Linked DNA regions of Homo sapiens: region 1 is linked to region 2. Evidence: chromatin contacts called from ENCODE Hi-C data. All regions are on one chromosome and are shown on one strand. Each heading gives the region's core, a stretch centred on a gene start or an enhancer-like site at or near the end of the contact. The rest is flanking DNA. Distances are from core to core; before and after follow the strand shown. Region 1 has its middle 220 kb from the start of RBBP8. Region 2 overlaps LOC124904265 (a long non-coding RNA gene).

Region 1 (5,681 bases), core at 1,196-3,695, 150 kb before region 2:
GATCCAAAAATAGTTGACCTTTGGAGTTAAGCCATTGCCTTTTTAAGTCTGAAGTCACAGATACACAATTGTGTTAATTAGTGTCTGGGGAAGCCTTTACTTTACCATGTTAAAAAAAAAAAGTGGTTTCCCTTATATTCTGTTTATGAGATTTCAAGACTCCTTCATACTGGAAATCGGAAAAAAATTGCATTATAAATCATTTGGAATTTTCTCTTTGTAGAACTAAGCAACATGTCAAACATTTCATTTATCTTGTGACTCGGGCACCTACTTAAAGCTTTCTCCTCTTCTGTTTGATTATAAAAGGAGTTCTTGAATAAGAAAATTAAGACATTTTCTGGTTTTCCCTGGAGGTTTAATCAGTTGGCATCAAACAGGTATTTTTATTTTCCTGGCCTTGAAATCTTTCTGGAAGGGGCATGAGAGAAATATTTGGAAATGTCTTCTTGGTTAGCAAATACATCTTTGCTCTTTTTGTTTTCTGTTTCTTTTCTGTTTTCTTAGCCTGCCATCCTCCCTTTCCCCTCAAATGTATACTCACATGTACAGCCCCAAAGTTATTACTCTTTTTCTTCCATGAGCGGTGGAAAAAAGCTCTCAGACTGGGTTGACTGATTTGTAGTCACTGTCTATGACTTGAGTGAGGACACAGTCTGAGTGTCCTCAGGTTTCATAGCCTATAAAAGTACAGATGAGGTCTCATAGCATTCAAACCTGGACTCAACTGCTCATATTTTTTTTTTTTTGAGATGGAGTCTTACTGTGTCACCCGGACTTGAGTGCAATGGTGCGATCTCAGCTCACTGCAACCTCTGCCTCCCAGATTCAAGTGATTCTCATGCCTCAGCCTCCTGAGTAGCTGGGATTATAGGTGCGTGCCACCATGCCTGGCTAATTTTTTTTTTTTTTTTTTTTTTAGTGGAGACAGGGTTTCACCATGTTGGTCAGGCTGGTCTCGAACTCCTGACCTCAGTTGATCCATCCACCTCGGCCTCCCAAACTGCTGGGGTTACAGGTGTGAGCCACCACATCCAACCCCACTGCCCATAATTTTTTACACTTCATCATGCTGGGCAGTAATGCACAGTTCCCCTATGCATTTCTGGCAGTTACCAGGGATGCTTGCATTTTACCAGACTGCATCAGTGGCACCTGGGAAGGCCCTGTGGGCCTTGGTGGTGGTCTTCTTTGGGCACCTGCTATGCTCAGCCTGGCTCCCTCCAGGGCTCTGCTGTTTTGTTCACCATTCCTCCCTACCAGGGGGAGCCCTGCCCTCATCCAGAGGCTGTTTCTCAATTTTCTTTTGACTTTTCCCTCTAATTCTACCTCTTCAGAGCAGATCAAAAAGCTCAGTTAACAAGACTGCATGGAACCAGATGTCTCCAATTCCCTGCTTCTGTGCAGATCACAAGAACCTTTTCTTTAGTTTAAAGCACAAGACCTCAGGCAGAACAAACTCATACAAAAAGATCAGAATCCCAGATTAGATTTATACTTTGATACAGTAATTTTTAGTCCTCTAACATACAATGTGAATTTGGAATATAACATATCATTCTTAAGCATCTACTTTGTATTCTGTACTGTGTTAGGTACTTACCTTTGCCATTTCATTTAATTCTTATAATCCTTTGTATTATGTTGTTTATTATTGTTATTCCTATTTTAGAGATGGGAAAGCCGAGACTCAGAGGTAATAAGGAATTCACGTACCAAACACCGCAGAGCTGATAAGGGTGGGCTTAGGATCTGGTTGCAGGGTCCATGCTCACCCTCTCGAACAATTCTTCCCATTTTGGAAAACAAGTTATATGTATTTTCATCTCAGCAAAACATAGCGTAGCTTTTAAGAAGAAAAATGGCTCTAAAAAAGACACAAATAACTCAATGTTTAAAATAAATCTAAAATTGCTAAAAATGGCCTATCAATTAAAAAAAGACACCTTTAGCTAAAGCAGGTGAAGTGGTGTGTTTATATACCATCATCAACACTCTAGTTTTAGATATTTGCAAGAAATTCTAAGTGACAGAATTCGTGTGAAAATGCTTAGAAGGCACTTCACTCGTGAAGATTACACATGAGAATGAGCAAGGAGCTACCTTTTTACATGGAATTTACATTATCCTAGTCATCTGTCTGAAATGGACTTGTAGGCTGGTGAGATATTTGTATGGCTTTGTGAATCATTACCTGCTAGATAAATAAACAGAAACTCAGACTTTGTGGCTGCCAATCTGACACTTTTCACCAAATCGCCTTAAAAGATTCTATTCAAGGAACTTAGTATTTTGTAGATCTTTTCATTCTTGTTCCAGAAGCCAAAACCCTTGAGTGGCTCTTCTGCTGCTGAATGAAATATAATATGAGAGAACTAGTCTTGCAATAATTCCTGTAACTGTGACTTGGGAAAGGGAAGGGAGTGGAGCTTTGCAGACAGCTCACCCCGCAGGGAATGGCAGCGGGGGTGGGGAGGTGGGAGCGGGGAGCCTGTGCAGAAACCGAGGTGGGCCTGAGGACACAGGGAGGCAATCTCCGGCCAGACAGGACTCCTTTCCTGGTGAGGGACGAGGAGCCTGTGGCCTGGTATTGATCATTTGGTTCCATTACCAACTGAGAGCTGTTAGAGAGAATGTCGTTTCACCTTTCTATGTAAGATATAAGATATTCTAGTTTTACTTTCTATTTGACTTCCTTTGGAATGAGAAGGAATGAGGGATATCTTTTACACTTTAGAGCTTCCAAAGGGCTTTCTGAGGCTACATCCCTTCTAATTCTTAGAGTAACTTATTGTTATTTATTTATTAATTTATTTTAGCTGACGGAACATGTGATTTAAAGAATTAGTGACTCAGAGGTGCTTGCAGGAATCTAGGAATTCCCAGGCTGAATCCCTCCCTCCAAAGACCCAGAACTCTCTCACAAACTTGGGAGCGCTTGCACTTCTCCCTATACCCATGGCTTTAATGGGTGCCAAAACACTGCATTGAATGCAACTGAAATATAGGATTAATATTTTCAAAAGGCACTTAAGATAAATGGCTTTATAAAAAAGAAAAAAAACCAAGAAACACTGAAAATGGCACGTCTTTCTAATGTCTCAATCTGCTATCAGTAGTTACCCCACTATTCTCCTAATCTCCCATTTCAAAAGAAAATCATCTTTGATGACCTTTCCTCCTTGTTTACTGGTCTTAACTGCCCTATATTACTGGTCCTACTGGTCCCACGTATAGTGAGAATATGCAGTGTTTGGTTTTCTGCTCCTTTGGAAAATCAGTTTTGATCAAGAGCCCTGACACATCTGAAAAGACAGTGGAAATAAAATTACTTCTGACATCGTGGTTTTCCCTCACTAGTTTAGAACCAACATAAGAGAAATGTTTGAATGCCCAACTTAGCAGCAATTCAAATGAATCCCACAAGAACAGGAAACCAAGTGGAAGTTCAAATATAAGGTATGCCCTAAAGTTGCCATCAATAATCCCTGAAATGAAAACAATGAAATTGGAATATTGTTTGGGTAGCCCTCCCACCTGGTAACTAAACCAGGAATCAGCCTATTTTCATCATTTCCAGTTGAAGAACTAGCAAAGTGGAGAAAGTCCAACAGAAAGTGGGCAGTGATGTTTGCTCCTTTGTCAATGACAAAATCATGTAGCAATTTCCTGGCCTGCAAAAACATCCCAATAAATCTCTTCTGTATATCATTAGGAAGAAGTTTTGTGGAGCTGGGTGGACTTCAGAAGGCTGCTAACCTTGAGCAGCTCTGCTGTTATCCTGCCCTTATTGCTCAATGGAAAATTCAGCAGAATCACCAAGTAACAGGAGACTAGGTTCAGGGCCATAAATCTCCAAGAGATGCTCACTGACATCCACGGTGCTCTGCAGAATGAGTCTAACAAGGTCATTCTTGCTGAGCTTCCTTTCAGTTGGAGGCTACAGCTCACTGTCAGGCCCAGAGCCAGGCTCTCTATCATCGAGAAAACCCAAGGGTCAGGGGTGGGAGGCTGTGAAAGGTAACTTTTAGGCTGGGCCCCAGTGTCAAATGGAACCTGGGTGGAAGCCCTATACAGAACGTCAGCTCCTTGGAGTCCTCTGATCCTTTTTTTGCACCTGCTACTTTAGCCTTACCATGCAGTCTTCCAGGGACTTCCCACATTCATTGCATCAAATGTAAACTTCTGGCCACTGTCTTCAAAGTCTTCTCATTTTACTTCAAACATCAGAGCATACCTTTGACTCACTCTTGGGTCTAGCCACAGTGTTCTTTTGATATCTGCACGTGGCTTTCTCTATTCTAAACCTTTCTTACCCATCAATGCAATGACTGAATTCCTTTTCTTTGAATTTGCTGGAGGTGACGAAAATACCAAAGAACAAGGAGAGTAGCAGGGGCCAGAAGCATATTTGGGAGCCCTTTTGTAGCAATAGTGGGAGAGGGTGGTGAGAATCCAACCAATATGAGAAATCCAGGCCAGGCATAATGGCACACGCCTGTAATCCCAGCACTTTGGGAAGCTGAGGTGGGTGGATCACCTGAGGACAGGAGTTTGAGACCAGTTGAAACCCCATCTCTACTAATAATACAAAATTTAGCTGGGTGTGGTGGCACCCGCCTGTAATCCCAGCTACTCGGGAGGCTGAGGCAGGAGAATCGCTTGAACCCGGGAGGTGGAGGTTGCAGTGAGCTGAGATGGCGCCACTGCACTCCAGCCTGGGCAACAAGAGTGAGACTCCACCTCCAAAAAAAGGAAAAAGAAAAAGAAATCCAGTCAGCAGGAAGATGGGGCTCACTCTACCTGGGAATGTAGGACGGTGTCTTAGAGCTGCCGCAGAGCTGCAGTGGGAGGATTAGGGACTCTGGAGCACTTGTGTTCTGCATTCGTCTTGTATAGACACTGACGTGTTATTTCATTTGCTCCTCACTGCAGTGTCATGAGGTAGACAAAGCAGGCATTATTGTTCCCATTTCGGAAGTGAGACAACTGAGACTTAGAGAGATTACATCACCTTGCCCAGTAAGTTTGAACCCAAGTGTTGTCATCATTAACTACATACTGTATATTTTATGTCAGATTCAATAGTTTCTGATGTAAAGGCCCAGATTTTAAGTGTTTTAGGCTTTGTGGGCTACACGGTCCTTATCACCACCAGTCTGCTCTGCTATTGTAGCATGCAGTTATTCATACAATACATTAAAATGGGGGCATGGCTGTGTTCCAATAAAGCTCTATTTACAAACATAGGTGGTAGGTTGGATTTGGACCCTATCCTATGCTAGAAAGCTATAACCGATTTTATGTGAAGAGTAAAGATTCACAGGGTATTAAATACACTTGTGCATTTTAATTCTCAAAAAGTAAATATTGGCCGGGCGTGGTGGCTCACACCTGTAATCCCAGCACTTTGGGAGGCCGAGGTGGGCGGATCACGAGGTCAGGAGATCAACACCACCCTGGTTAACACGGTGAAACCCCGTCTCTACTAAAAAAAGTACAAAAAAATCAGCCGGGCATGGTGGTGGGCACCTGTAGTCCCAGCTACTTGGAAGGCTGAGGCAGGAGAATGGCGTGAACCCGGGAGGCGGAGCTTGCAGTGAGCCGAGATCGTGCCACTGCACTCCAGCCTGGGCGACAGAACGAGACTCCGTCTCAAAAAAAAAAAAAAAAAAAAAGTA
Region 2 (5,856 bases), core at 1,766-4,265:
TAGTTTGGATGTATTCTAATTTGTATTTCTCCCCAGCTACTTTTGTGGGTAGTCATTTAGGCAGCCCTTCATAGAGTTCTGGGTCTTTTCCTTAACTTTCCACAAAAATGTTTCAGCTTTAGGAAGAGGTTTTGGGAAACCAGAATGTTTCCATTACTGTACGGTTAAACCTTTTGTTCACTACTTAGACAAATATACTGAGCACTCATTTTTGTTTTTTTTTTAAGAGACAGTAGCTTTTATAACAGGCTCGAACATAAGCTCCTGTGAACTATGTACATAGTAAGTCCTCCGTAGCTGTTGCATATATAATCCATGGTTAGTATAAAATTATCGTAATTTTAAATAAGACAAGCCATAGTTCTATGAGTGATATAATTTTAAATAAGACAAGCCATCGTTCTTTGAGTGATGTGTTTGAGTGATGCTTCTTGATACTTCTTTCAGCTTAAACATAGAAATCATGATCACACCACTGCACTCCAGCCTGGGTAACAGCGAGACTCTGTCTCAAAAAAATAAAAATTAAAACTAAAATAAACATAGAAACCAGATTTTCTTTGGTTTCCTCTGTCGGTGACTTTGGCTGGTTCTCTTTTGCATGTTCGTTGATGTTTCTCCTTGCCTTTGTGTTTAGTGTTTTTAGCAGGCGGTGTTTATAATAGACTAAAACTTTGGGAGCCAGACAGACCTGGGTTCAGTGGGTTTACATTGCTGGGTTTTATAAGGATTAGAAGCAAATATATGTACAGTGCCTGGCACAAAATATATAAACAAAATGTTGTTTGTTAGTTATTAGTACTAGCTGTATTAATAATAATAATGATACTATATATAATAATATACATTTGTATATATAATAATATATATTTGTATATTTTATATATATAAAATGATAATATTGGAAAGCTAGAGGGTGCAGCGAAGAGATGGCAGGGTGAGCGTGGTATAAGTCTGAATTTGGCCATCTGGTTATTTGCAAGTTCTCTTCCAGCAAATATTTGTTGTGTACCTTCCATAAGCAGCATTGTTCTAGGCACTGGGGACCAAGTGAAAAACCAGACCCCGTCCTAGGAACAGTATTTGCTGTTTACATTGTCATATAGGAAGGAGCAGTGCACTTAGCAAGAGAATTTTTTAGTGGTGCTGTTTTGGGACCTGCTTCTATTTAACTTAACGGAAACTGTTTTCAGTAACAGATTTATTGAGATATAATTCACATACTATACAATTCACCCATTTAAAGCATGTAAGTCTGTGGTTATTAGCATATTCAGAGTTGTACAATCACCATCACAATTAATTCTAGCAGTCGCTCCCCCAGTCCCCTTACTCCTACCCCCACCCCCAGTTCAAGGTAACAGCTAATCTACTTCCCGTCTCTATAGAGTTGCCTGTTCTGGACGTTTCATCTAAATGGAATTATAGAATATGTGGTCTTTTATAAGTGGCTTCTCTCACCTAGTTTAAAGTTCTCAAGGCTCATCCATGGTTATAGCATGTATCAGTATTTTATTCCATTTTATGGCTGAAAACATTTTTGAAGTTTCCTTAATGCACATTAAATACTCATATGTTGATTGATTCATTCATTTTGTTTTTCTAGTCTGTGTTGTTTCTCTCTCACTCTTTCTCCTGCCCTTTCTTGGACAGGTTTTCTCTCTTCCCTTCTCTTTTGAAAGCAACCACCCTCCTACTGTTACCGCAGACTCCTGCTTTAACTTTAATATCTACTGAGATTTGGAGCCTGTGGCACCTACTCTTTGCAATGACAGAAAATCTGGTTTCTGTCCTTTATTTCTTTCCAGTCCTTTCAGTTTCAATCTGTGTGCCCTCCAAATGCAATAGCTTAAGATTTCTTTAAAGAACATCTTAGACTTGGCCTTGGAATGGAAGCTTCAAATGATATCTAAAGAATACATGAACCAGCCAAAGGAGAAAGTGGAGGGAATTAAAAAAAAAAAAATCAAGAATGACAGCCAGAGAATTTTCACAAAATTCGGACAGGCTGTGGCCGTTTCTTATTCTTATGTCTGATGGATTGAACATTTCCCACAAGGGCTTGGTACCATCTAGGACCTGAAGATACGCTGAAGGTTCCTCGTAAAATCCAGCCTCTATTTTATTCTCACTTCCTTTCTTCTGGGTTTGGCCTATGCAAAGCCCACCGATAAGTTATAAATGACTTATCAAGCATCAGCGTTTGGAGAGTAGACGGCTCCATAAATACCTACTTGGCCTCATTAAAAAGCTACAGCGATTAAAGAGAATGATTAGTGTGGTGCCAGAGGGGAAAGCAGAAAATCCAACATCTGACTCAAAAAGGGCCAGACCTCTTCTCAGGGAAGACCGCGGGTGTCAGGGAAGAGGATCTGGCCCGCGCCCCGGAGCGGAGCGCCGGGCGTCGGCGTCTGCGGAGCCTGCACCAGGGCCTGTCACGGGAAGAGTTATGAAAAGTGCACGCGTTCTCAGAGACGATTACCCTCTTGCCCTCCACGCCTCCTTCCCAACCTCCCCTTCCACTCCCTGCTGCCCCCACTGGAACTCAAAGCATGATTAAAACAGAGAAACCTATAACGGGGATGAAATGACCCTCAAATGACTGCTTAATTACAGCGAAATGAAAGCCGGGGGGCTACAAATAACCAGGAACTGTCCCGGCTGTCACTGAAGAGGAGCCTGCGCATGAGTCATGAGTCATGAATTAGCCACTAAGTGTTCGCCGCCAGCCCCCGGCCGCCCGCCTCTGCCCTGCCCGAGCCGGGCTCGCCGGCCCTCCACGCCTGGCCCCACAGAGTCCCCCGCCCCCGCGGGCGTCCGGGCCGGGTCGGAACCGGGCGGTTGTTGTGATTCCCAGGGTTCCCCAGTCGCCCCCGGCCGCCCGGTGGGTCGCTGGGTCGGGGAAGGCTCCCAGGCTGCGCAGGAGACAGGCTGACTGAAGGAGCGCAGCCAGCGCGGCTGCAGATAAGTTAATGTACACAGAGAGGATGTAAATTACCACGACCCGCAGCAGCAGGACATTGGCCAGGGCCCTGTCAGGGAGAGGACAAGCGTCGGGGGCTGCGCGCTCGCTGACACCCACCCGGGATGGAGCCGCCAGGCGGCCCGGCCGGGGAGGACCTCTTGGAGCCAGGCTTTCCTTGAAAACAGCTGCGTGTCCCTGACACCTCCAAACTAATGCATTTTTAATCAGAGGAATTAGCTCTAGGCGTCCCATATTTTTCCAACCTCCCCCCACCAACCCCTGTCTCTTCCAGCCACGTCCCCCTCCCCGCCCCTAGGTTAGGGACTGGCAGTCCCATTCTGTTTCTTTATCGGGACTCTGCAGAGTCCCCCGCTGCCCCTACACCCCCGAGACCAAACCACTTTTAAAAAAAAAATCTCCCTCCCCACCCCCATCCTCCCACCAGCCCTCCTCCACCGCCGGGTTCGCTCCAATGCAACTTTCGCCCCCACCCTTCCCTCTGTTTATACAGTGACATCACAGCCCCTGGCTCTCTCCAAGACTCAAAGAAAACAGAGTTCAAAAAGGCAAACAGGAAAGCCCGCCGGTCGTGGGCACGGGGTGAGATTCGGTCCACCCGCGGCGGACCGCGCAGACGCGCATGTGCGCGCACCTCGGTGTGAGCCCGTCTCCACTGGGACATCCTCGGGAAAGGGCTGCCCAGGCCGTGCTCCCCGTCAGCCCCGGGGAACTCAATTCCCTTAGGGAATTGAAAAATGTCCAGTAGTCACATAAAAGAAAGTGAAAAGGTAAAACAGGTGAAATTAATTTTAACAATATATTTTTAATCTGATATATTCAAAACATTATTTCAATATGTAATCAATATAAAAATTATAAATGAGATATTTCATATATTTTTTCACAGTGAATCTTCGAAAAATTACACTCACAACACATCTCAATTCAGACACAAATTTTTCATTGGAAATACTTGATCTGTAGTTACATTTCATAAAACTTAGAGTTGAAAAAATTGATTCACATACTCACATTGTTCCAAAAATATTTAAGCATTTTTCAATAACTGAATCCAGTGTTAGTTCTTAAGTGTGAATTTACACTAATGTGAAATAAAATAAAATTTGAATTAAATGAGAATTTGGAGTTAAATAAAAAATTAAGTTTCTTTGTTGCCCATTTTAAATTCCTAACAGCCACTTGCAGCTAGCGGCTATCAGATTAAACAACAGGGATAGAGAGTAATAGAATCTCCAAACTTCAGCTCTTGTTAACATAAAGTGGAGATAATAGTATCTACTTTATGTAGGCTTGTTGTAAGAATTAAATGAAATACAGTAGAACAATGTATATTAAGTACTCGGTACAGGGCCTAGCACATAGTAAGTACTCAATAATGAAGGTAACTCTGAGAATTATTTCTCCACTTTGATTATTTTTGCACCCCCACCCCCCATCCTTAAACTCAGCGATTCATACTTCCTTCCTCCAGAACTTGCTCTTAGGAAGGATTGTTACATGAATTCGCAATAAGCTGCCAAAAATGAACAGAGTATTCAAACACTCAAGTGTCCTTCCGTCCCTATTTATTAGACACCCCTTTCACCCACAACATGCCTTCAGCTTCATTACTGTCTGTGCTGGCCACTCCAGATTTTATACATAGAACAGGTCTTCAATGGTATCTCTCCAGCTACCTAGTAAAGATCTTGCAAAGATATTTTTAACCCAATCCACCAAAACCTGAATTGATGCGTATCATCCCTCATGTGCCTCTCCTGTTCCCGCATTGGGTGGTGTTGCCATTCCCTTGAAAGCCTCAGCCAAACTCTGGCAGTCATTAGAGGTTCTTCTTCTTCCTTCATTGTTCCCCTCACCACATCCCCTTAGGCAATCACTAAGTCTTACAAATTCTACTCCTAAACACCTCCCAAATCCATTGATGTGTCTCATTGTCGACTGTTATCCTTCACTTAGATGTTGTAACTGGTCTTTCTACCTCTGCTTTGCCCCCCTTCAATTCATTCTTCGTGCTTCAGCAAGAGTAACTTTTCTAAAGCGTGAATCCAATTATGCAACAAGCCTGCTTAACACTTAAATGACTTTTGACTCTTCCACAGGGCCTATGAGGTCCTTATGGAGTTTCCTTGCTTAACCCTTTTTTCCTGTCTTTTAAAAAACCGCCTTTACCGCCTTAACCATCCCCCTCCTGCCCCCAATTTCCAGCCTCTCTGAATCTCTTCCAGTTTATCTAACACACCACGTTTCCTGACGGAGGAGCTCCCACGCATGGCCATGCTGGGTGCATCATATTCATGTCTATCCTACAAGTCACAACCCCACTCTGAGATGGTATTTGGTATGCACAGCCAGATACGTCTTCCCATTTTGCCTCATGGCAACCTGTCTGCATATTTGACGGTATCTGTTTCAGAGGATCCCTCAGCTTTTGGCTGAAAATGCCAGCTCCCTCTCAAAACTCTGTGCATGACACCTTTAGAAATCCTTTGAGGTGCTAAACATTTAGGTCATCAAAGGGGCACACTGACTATTACTGATTTTGTCTGGTTCCATTCCACAACACCGATTTTTGTAATGTTTCCTTTCTTTGTTTCACTTTGACTGTAGAAGCTGGCTAAGATGCATTGGCACTAGCACTATCTATTGCATGCAAAAGTTTTGCTCAAAAGAAGTGTTGATGTTGGAGCTGTGAGAAAAGCAGGCCCTACGTTGCAGGACTTGGGGGAAGAATGGAATGTGAAAAGCTCACTTTAAAATGGTAGGGGTTTGGGTGCCAGGCAGGAGCAGTGGTAGAGCATTTCAGAGACCAGTCCGAGCCTAATGAGGTCTGCCAGGGCTCTGGGCAGGCGTCACCAGCTGGCTGTTTGCCA

The links. A loop is a pair of places that touch in the nucleus more often than their neighbours do. Pooled maps may share reads with other maps.
Region 1: a map of heart right ventricle shows a loop between it and region 2 (3-fold over the local background). The contact joins two enhancer-like sites. A Hi-C loop is called at or near these places in 17 of 168 maps with a recorded cell type or tissue (Calu3, GM12878, MCF 10A and 8 more), 2 of 37 single-sample maps with no recorded cell type and 17 of 50 pooled maps.

What each region holds. Positions count from the first base shown.
Region 1 is chr18:22,708,020-22,713,700 of GRCh38, reverse strand. No RefSeq gene overlaps it. Among named protein-coding and RNA genes, the nearest start is that of RBBP8, 220 kb to the left of the region's middle. Within about 2 kb of position 2,445, at least 20 of the 41 ENCODE cell types and tissues checked have a DNase peak (open chromatin) inside an H3K27ac peak, as active enhancers do; they include PC-3, PC-9, endothelial cell of umbilical vein and 2 more, where a contact is called at or near this core.
Region 2 is chr18:22,556,778-22,562,633 of GRCh38, reverse strand. All of the region lies in intron 2 of LOC124904265 (a long non-coding RNA gene), which reads right to left. Among named protein-coding and RNA genes, the nearest start is that of CTAGE1, 140 kb to the right of the region's middle. Within about 2 kb of position 3,015, at least 28 of the 41 ENCODE cell types and tissues checked have a DNase peak (open chromatin) inside an H3K27ac peak, as active enhancers do; they include PC-3, PC-9, endothelial cell of umbilical vein and 2 more, where a contact is called at or near this core.